2 separate regions of the Homo sapiens genome follow, and region 1 is linked to region 2. A link is a contact called in ENCODE Hi-C or POLR2A ChIA-PET data. All regions are on one chromosome and are shown on one strand. Each heading gives the region's core, a stretch centred on a gene start or an enhancer-like site at or near the end of the contact. The rest is flanking DNA. Distances are from core to core; before and after follow the strand shown.

Region 1 (4,519 bases), core at 898-3,397, 360 kb after region 2:
TCTCTCTTTTAAAAATGGTAGAAATAATCATGAAACTAAGTATAACCACAAGAAAAAGTATTTGAGAAGAACTGAAAGACTAAGGGAGAAACTTGATATAATGTCCATCTCCTTGTACTTATCCTCTTCCTTTTAGCTTAATGCCACCTCCTTCATGAACACAGAATTGGAACCCACAACGGATGAGGTCTTGGCCTCACGTATGGGTAAAGCCTCATGTAAAAATAAACAGAGAGGAAATGCTGACGATGCCTGTCACTCCACTCGGATCAATTCACTTCAACATGCTCATTGCTCCATTTCATTTCCTACACCTTGGCCTTGCACACTCTTGCCATGCAAGGGCCGACTCCCAATAGGGAGTTGATTGTTTTGTTTAGGAATTCCAGAGCACCAATCAGATGGGGGGTCCTCATTCTACTCCAGCACACACACTCCACAAATATCTCTCTCCTCTCTCTTATTTTTCATTTTTAACCATTTAAATTCATGTTTATTTTTATGTATTGCTAATGTATGACATAGAGTTCCAGAGGGACTGTCAACTTCCTAAAAAGAATACACCTTCATTAACTCTCTCTACAAAGATGTACCATGTGCCTACTATGCCAGCAGGTGTCTGTACAGAAACAAAAAGGCACAATTACCACCCTAAGGAACCTCCTGTAGGATTCAATGCGGAGGCCACCTCCTCCAGGATGCCCTCCCTAGTACCTGGGTCAGAGTCCTGTGGCATTGGGTATTGGAGTCCATGATTCACCTTCCCTGCAGTGTGATTGTTGGTTTACTTAGGAGGCCCTCATTGCTTCCTTCCCATCCAGTGGGAGACATTCAAATAGGATGCAACTCACAGCTCCCTTAGCCAGAATTGCAGTAATGATGATAATGGTAATGATGTTAATAATCCTATCCATGAAAAACAGGTAACTCCTTTTTAAAGAAGGATTTCTTGCTTATCACCTTCGGTCCTGAATCCCTGGATATACCTGGGTGCAGGCTTCTTGGGGCTCAACACATGTCTGGGAGGATGCCAAGATGGCAGAATGATGTCAGTTTCTCACGGGGTGCTGCTCCCTTAGATCTGTACCATGCTGCCTAATATACGTCAGTTGCATTGAAATGAAAAATGAATAGGAAGTAGATCTTGCTGCTAAAACATATGCATCAGAAAATCATTATGAGTATTAAATTACTGCAATAAAATGAACCAGAACTAATCTTGCAAATTAAGATCCAATAAATTTTTTTTCATGGCCACACCTTTTCTTAAAAAAAAAAAAAAAAGAAAGCAAAAGAAGATTTAGCTTAATAGTATTAAAATTGACTGTAAGGATTTTGAGCGTGACATGGAAAGAGTCGATCAAGAAATTTCCATATGACAAATAGATTTGCATTTTTGGAGGGTGGGGTTGGAGGTTGTCAGGAAGATGTTGAGAATACTGCCCCTGTGCCAATTGGTAAAATGATCAGTTTTTAAGCTGACATACCTATGTATTTTACATGTAAAATTTATGTATACATATTCCCCTTCCTCTTTTCTGCTCCCCACAAATCCCCCAACTTCCCACTCCTTAGATAAGGTTCTGCTGACACAAGAAACTAGTAAATTTCTAAATTTCTGACAACCTCGTATTTTTAGAAGAGATGCTGCTGTCGTTCAAATTAAATCTGAAGCTGTAAATAAACCTTTAGAGCTTTGCCTGTTCACTGGAATAACAGGATATCTCCCTCCACCCTCCAGCAGGAGAGAGACTGTAATTAGCTCATTGTCCGTGAATAGGCACAAAAGAGGCGGTGCTCCCCATACTGGCTCCCTTTCAACAGCAGATCTTGGGGCAGATGTTAATTCATTAAGTGAGTAACTTCCACCATCTCCCAGGAACACCAGGGAGCCCGACTCCCCGTTCCAAAAGGGACACTGAGGAACAACATGAAATACTCTGGCCAAGGACTCACAGAAAGGGTACTCGGAGAAGAAAAAAAACCACCACCAGGATTCACCTCCCTGCTGCAGCCTGCTTCCTGGCGCTGGTTTTGGCAGCCCATCCCGGGGCTGCTCTGTGACACCCGGGGAACCAAACTATTTATAGCCACGCAGTCATTATAAACAAAGCTGTTTATAACATCGAACCTTGGCCCTGCATGAGTTAAAACTCTAGACTGGCAGCTATAAATAACTCTGTTATGCGCTCGAGTGTGACTATTGACTGATACTTCCTCAAATTGTGACAAATAATGACAAGTTTGTTTGACAAACATCCCACTGACATTCATCTGATTTTGAATAAGTGGTGCTGCTTTCTTAATTTGGTCCCTGAGGCCCAGGACTTCAGGAACTTTCTTTATTCTTTCTCTCTCTCACCTCCCGCATCAGGAAACTGTCCTGTGTGTAGTTGTTTTTTCCCCTAATCAACTGGAAGGGATTTGGGGCCATCTAAGGGGAAGCTTATTAAATCCACTGTTTCTCTCTTGGGATAATTCTGCTGTAGGGGCTTTGCAAGGGTCTGGGGAGTTTTGTTAATGACAGAAGGAGGGAGGGGTAGAAAAATGTGGGCCAGGCTGTGGTGGTAGGTAACACAAGGTGGAAAGGGGAAAGCAGAATTTAACATCAGACTGACTGGAATGTCAGTGTTTAAGGGGGACCAGAAATGTAGAAATTTGAGAAGTAGTTCACACTGAATCGATGAAAGACAAGATTCTGGATGGAGGGATTTACCCCCCAGGGCTTCTGGTCTGAGAGATCTTGTAGATCCAAGATTGGGGTCCCCAAGGCTCGGGTTCTCTTTCGAGGCCAGCTGATATTAACATACGTCATGAGTGACGTGAGATTCTAGAGCTCTCAGGGACCTATGAAATGGTCTGTTACTCGGTCATTTCACAGGTCAAAAAGCTGAGGCCACAGGGGCTCCCAGGACTCTTTAGAGCAGAGCTAGACTAGAACTCAGCTGTCTGGACTCCTGGCTAGAAGCTTTATCTTTCATCAGGAAATTAATTAACATGTGAAAAGCATGTGGAATTGTCCCTGGCCTGTGTTGACTGTTTTACAGGAGCACACCATTCACACCATCCAGGTTGCACATCTTTTCTGTCTCTATTAACTCTATTTGCACGGTCTCACACAGCGCCCACCGTCTCCAATCCCTCCTATGCAGAGCTTTCGCAGCAATCTTGCGAATATGCAAAACTGCTGCTCACTGGTCAGCCCACTCCCAGACCAAGCTGGGAGCGCAGTAAGAAGACCTGACTCAGGATCCTGCAAAGGCAGAGGTGGCACCTGAGAGCAAGTCTCCTTAAGTTTTGTGCCCTAGGCCCCTCACGTGACTCACCCTAGTCCCACCCACACTTACCCAAATAAACATCTCCCAACTGGTTTGCATGTCTGCAAAAATTACTGCAGACATCTCACCCTTGCTGACAAAGTCCTCAATCCCTGGTCCCTCCCACTTCTCCTGCCCAAATCTATGCTTTACCCCAAAGTGTACTCTTCACTCCTTCCCAGAACACACAGCCTCGGATGTTTCCCATTCCCTTTGATAAGAATGCCCCCTTTACATGACAAAACCCTGACCATCTTTCCTGACCCATTGCAGATGCCCAAGGAAGCCCTTGTTGACTGATCTGGCAGCTGTGATGTGCTTTCCTTGGAAGCCCCATCACCCTTATTTATATGTCTCTTTCAGCGCTGGCCTGTCTTAATCCTGCCTTACAGTTATTTGTGAATGTGCTTATGTTTAATCCTCTTTTCTAGTGGTAAGAGGGAGATCTTTCTTAATCATTTTGGTATCTTCTAGCACAGTGTATACCTAGAAAAGGGTGAATGAAGTCTTTTAAATCTACTTCCTAAAAGTGCAAGCAAAAACACAGAATGAAACAAACCGGAAAATCTTCAAAAGTAATAAAGGACCGTATCAACTAAGAAAGATTTGGCCAATGTGTAAATAGGTAGCAAAACCTAAAATGGCCCAGCCAGATAAGTGCATGCGTCCTTAGAACCAGCAACTGACACAGAAACTGGCAAACTAGTAAGACAACTGGAAAGAAAGAAGCCAAATAACTGGCAATTAAACAAGCTGGAGGATCACAGGGGCAAGTGTCTAACCCACTGCCAGTCAGCCAGCCAACAAACGTTTATTTAGAGCCTGCAAGCACATGGCACAGAGCTGCCTGTTAAAGAAGAGATGTTTTCCTGGCCTTCGGGAATTGACAATCAGCTCCACTTTCTACAATTTCCCTGCCATTTCAGCTTTTACTAAGACCTGTGGAACTCCAAGTCTCTTGTTGGTTCCCAAATTCTTAACAATGAGCGAATTTGCCAGGCTTTGCCCAGCCTCCCCAGAGAGTCCATATCCGTTTGTGTGTGTGTGTGTGTGCGTATGTGTGTGTGTGTATATCAGCCCTGGCTTATCAGCCCCCTGTGACCTGTCAGGGCTCTTGGCCCTTCGATGGCCTTGCGACACTCCATGGACTCATGACAGAACTCACTACATCAGAACTAACCCATCCCGGAGAAGAAGCAGAT
Region 2 (4,518 bases), core at 1,686-4,185:
GTGGGGATTTATAACCAGGGAGCTGAGTGGGGTCAGGGGTGGAAAATGACTAAGAGAAAACATCAAGGATGAGGGGTTTCTGGCTAAACTGACTTGATCAGTTACTGCAAAAGGCAGGTCGGGGTGATAAGGCATTAAGGGTGGTAAGGCACCAAAGAGGGGATTTTTGCTAAAGTGAGCAGAATTCTTGCTCAGACTGGATTCTATGAGGACACAGAAGGAAGCCCAAGTTCAGGCCCCATCAAGCAGAGGACTTGGAGGAGCCTAGATAAAGTTTTGGTCAAAGGAAAAGAGTCTGTTAAGTTCAACCTCTGATTCTGCCAGATTTGGCTTTCTTTCAGAAAGTCCAACTAAACCATTTCCGTTGCACAACCTCCATTGTATGCCACTTTACACAGGGAAAAACGGGAGTAACGTGTTTAACCAGCAAGACAAGGCAGAGTGCAGTGGCGGAGCCCACGCTGGGGTGCGTGTCTCAACAACTGGCCTGGGTACTGCTTTGAGCCTCAGTGATGAGTCACTTTATTCATTCATTTATATGGCAAATTGTATGAAGCACCTGTGACGTGCAGGCAGTGTTCCAGGCACTGGAGATGCGTCCTGGTCCTCTTGCAAGTTATTTTGCTGTGGACCAGCCTCTATGAGAATCAGGCACATAGGCAGAGGTATCCAGGGTCAGGGGCCTTCTAGGAAAGGCTGATCGCAGAGCTAAGGCAAGAAGCTCGCTGAGGTCAGCCCACGTGGTGTCAGGAGTGGAGGCGGAGAGGCCCCAGCTGCAGAAACACAGGCACCTCCTTGCTTGTTGAGGTTTGTTTTAGGAGCTGTCAGGGAAGAAGGGAGGGAAATGGGGCACTAAAAATACCCACGGATGTTTCCAGAAACCTCTGATGTCTGGGCTCCCACTGTGGATAGCCTGCCAGATGGCTGTGTCTCCCTCAGAGCTGTGAAACCCACCAGTGTCAAGGTTGGATCAAAGGCGCTTTATGGCAACCGGTCAAAGAATCAACCAGAACAGCTTGGCGTGTAGGCAATCTGCCCAGGCCTGACCAGCCATGCCCCTCATGAAGAGGCCACATTGCCATTAGATATCCAAATTATAAGTGACTTCCAGATGCAACCCCAGTGAGCATCCTCTTCTGACTGTCCTCTGTTGCCACCCTTGGGGCTCTGCTTCCAGCTCTTTCAGCTCTATGTGGAGATTGGCAGCCCCCAGTGTGCTCTTGGGCCTGGAGGGACTCTACACAGCTCCACACTCGGGCTCCCTTGTTCATCCCAGCAGCGGCGAGCTTGGCAAAGCCAGGAAGTCTGGGATGAGGCCCAGGAGTGTCTCCCTCAGCCTGCACGCAGCAGCTGATAGGAAACCACAGCTGCCAGCAGCAGCGGCTGCAGAATGCTTGTGAGGGGCACCCTGCTCATAGCCATGGCTCCTGGGACAGGACGGAGCATGAGCCTCCAGCAGAGGTGGGTGGGGGTGAAGGCGAGGAGGCAATAATGCCTGCCCCTGATGCGCAGGGACGCAGGTGCCAGGCTGTGCTGGGGAGCTGTTCTAGAAGCCTAGCCTGGACTGGAAGGGCCCTGCCTGTGGGGGTTAGGGCAGGATCAGAGGAGTTGGGCAGGCAGAACTTTCTCCTGGGGAAGCACAAGTCAGAGGCGGTGGATGGGTGTCTTAGATAGGTCCTTCTGAATGCAGACACTGAGGCAAGACTTCAAGCACAAATCATTTATTTAGGAGGTTAGGCCAGGAAGCATGGATGGGGGAAGGGAGACAGATAAGGGAGGGAAGCAAGGGGGCTTATTAAGCCATTTGCCACAGTGGGCACCTGGAGCTTGATCCCACAGGGAGCTCCCGGAGACACTTTAGAACATGCCTTGGATTTAATCCATCTACGGGACGAGGAAGCTGGGCATTATCCAACAGTTCCTTGCTCATGATTGCTTGAGGCAGGCTTTCTGGGCAGTGACCTGGCACTCTGGATTCCCTGCAGGTGGACCTAGAAGGTTCCCCAAACCAGGCAAAAAGCAGAATGCCAGGGTTGGCAGTGAGCAGCCTCAGACATCGAGGGAAGTGTGGAGGGGATATGGGCTGAGTGCCAAGGCATCTTTATTAGGGAGTCTTGGCAAATAAGAGAACCTAAACATGGTGCTGCTGGGAGGTCAGGCCAGAGAGGGAGCCCAAAGAAGGTGAAGTGGTGGGCAGAGAATGAAGGAATTCCTGGAATTGAGAGATGACAGTTACCTCCCTTTTTAATGGAGTGCCTGAGCCTCTGCTGTGGAGGGGAGAAGATGCCACCTGCCACGGTGATTTGCTGGTCACTCTGGTCTCAAGGGGAAGCAGGACTATTTTCAGGTGGGCCATGCCTTTCCTCCTACCCCTTCCTAAGCACTTTTAGGAGTATCTGGAGTATGGAATAGGCCCTTTAACCCACAGAGCTGTGAATGACTTTTAATTAACAGGAAATGCTGTGGCACATAGCACATATAGCAGACATTGAATCTGTCTCTAATTAGAGACATTTTGAGGTTCTGAACAGCTCAAGTCTGCAATTCTCATTCTCCTTACATGCAGCCACTCGTGACAGAGGGAAGGGCCAGCACTGCTCCTGAGTCCTGGGCTCCTGGCTAAGGGTCCTCCTCCTCTTCCTCCTCTTCCTCCTCTTCCTCCTCCTTCTCTTCCTCCTCTTACTCCTCCTCCTCTTTCTCTTTTTCTTGCTCTTCCTCCTCCTTGTCCTCCTCCTCCTCTTTCTCGTCCTCTTCTTTCCCTTCTCCTCCTGCTCATCTTTTTTTCAAACTGGTTGCCACCTCTAAAATTATACTTTGCTAAACAACAAAAAAACCCTTAAATATAAAAAAATAAAGTGGTGGGAGGATGTGGTTTATTTTGGTCTGCTTTAGGTTCTGGGTGCATGAGCCAGTGCTTATTTTCAGATCTGTCTATTCCTCTTTCTGTGTCTTGTGATCTCACTTAACTCATCCTGCTAGAGTCAACAGATCTCTCCGTGCACAGGAAGCCAGACTATCAAGGCAGCAAAGAGTTTTAAGGCAGCTAAGTGAACAGTTTTGGTTTTTTAAGTGGAAAATTCTTTAAACGTGATGCTACATTTTACTTTTGATAGGTGACTAAAACAAATCCAGGAGATGGGAAATTCCATACCTGGTATTTCCTGAGGCCTGCCTAGCAATGGATCTGACCATTCTCTTTCCACCTGTGTGCTATCTTCCCGCTCTGAGCTGCCATCATCTCCATTGCTGTGATCACTGTCATAGCCTCCCTCCTCCACTTTGCCTCCCTGCAGTCTGCTCTCAACACAGCAGCCTGGGTGACCTGTGAGAACATGCCAGGTCAACTTTCTGCTCTGCTCAGAATTCCCCCACAGTTTCATGGATTGCAGAGGCTGCTCAGTGGGCTGTCCCACCCCATCTCTCTGGCCTCCCTCCTACTCTTCCCTGCTCTCACTCACTCACTCCCACCTCTCCTGCTGACCAGTCCCTTTGCTACATGCCTCAGGACCTTTGCACTTGCCGTCACTCTCTCTCTCTAGAATGTTCTTCTCTTGTTCTCTAGGTGGCTTATTCCTTCAGGTTCTTGTTGACTTGCTGCCTTCTCACTGAAGTTTTCTCCAATTTTTCTATTCAAAAGTGGACACTAAACCACCTTTCCTATTGCCATCTTGCTTTGTTTTCCTCCATAGCCCTGTGTACTATCTAATATAGTATACATTTTCTTCTTACTCATTTTGTTTACTGTCCATCTCTCAGTGAATGTGGCCTATTGAGAACAGGCATTTTATCTGAGTTTTCACTGCCTTATGTCCAGCACAGAACAGTGCCTGGCACATAGTCAATGTCCAAAAACACTTGTTGAATGAATCCGTGGCAGGCTTCAGGGTGGTAGGACAGGAAAGAGAAACACCTACTGGGCTTCCCTTAACCCAGAGGTTGCAGTCGGGAAGCCCACAGAGACATTTGCTTTAGCTTGCACGGTGTTTTTCAAAGACTCAAGTTAGTCATCAGTGCTGAAGAATACGGTGACTACATCTCAAAAGAAATAATAATAATATGGTGACTTCACACAACACCCAGATAACTGGCATAGCTTGAAAAATATAGAAAAATCAGAAGTGCCCCTTGCATATGGCAATACTGAGCAGTAGCCACTCGCCAAACCACTTTGATGGGCACCCTCTCCTGTTTCACTCACTACCCAGCCCCTGGTGGGCAGGTGAGTTCGAAGAAGGGGAGGAGGAGATGGAGGGAGAGGTAGGGGGCAAAAGACGGGGAGGAGGAGAGGGAGAGGAAGGTGGGGGCAGGAACCAGTGCAGCCCCCAGATGCTGCTTTGCCAGCGAGGGGAAAGTGCCCCTTGCATTTAGCTGCCCAGGTTCCCACTGGCAGCTGCTCACAGCGTCCTGGTCCCTCTGATCTTTGAGCTGTAAAGCCCTTTGTCACATCCAGGCTCCCTAGCAACAGCAGCCATACAGGCATGTGGTCAAGAATGGATGGGCACAAATGCAGCTTAGGAG

What was found. Hi-C counts contacts between places; a loop is a spot of excess contacts on that map. ChIA-PET counts read pairs that join two places held with the same protein, here RNA polymerase II (POLR2A). Pooled maps may share reads with other maps.
Region 1: a loop to region 2 is called in a map of CD4-positive, alpha-beta T cell, with 2.5 times the contacts of the local background. The contact joins two enhancer-like sites. A Hi-C loop is called at or near these places in 2 of 168 maps with a recorded cell type or tissue (CD4-positive, alpha-beta T cell and naive thymus-derived CD4-positive, alpha-beta T cell) and 9 of 50 pooled maps. POLR2A ChIA-PET finds 5 or more read pairs at or near these places in 1 of 52 experiments (activated CD4-positive, alpha-beta T cell).

The regions. Positions count from the first base shown.
Region 1 is chr6:14,637,209-14,641,727 of GRCh38, forward strand. The region is part of intron 2 of LOC101928354 (a long non-coding RNA gene); the gene reads right to left. Among named protein-coding and RNA genes, the nearest start is that of LINC01108, 350 kb to the left of the region's middle. RefSeq lists an enhancer at 2,498-3,481 and a silencer at 2,990-3,284. Within about 2 kb of position 2,148, at least 12 of the 41 ENCODE cell types and tissues checked have a DNase peak (open chromatin) inside an H3K27ac peak, as active enhancers do.
Region 2 is chr6:14,274,241-14,278,758 of GRCh38, forward strand. No RefSeq gene overlaps it. Among named protein-coding and RNA genes, the nearest start is that of LINC01108, 9.0 kb to the right of the region's middle. Within about 2 kb of position 2,936, at least 7 of the 41 ENCODE cell types and tissues checked have a DNase peak (open chromatin) inside an H3K27ac peak, as active enhancers do.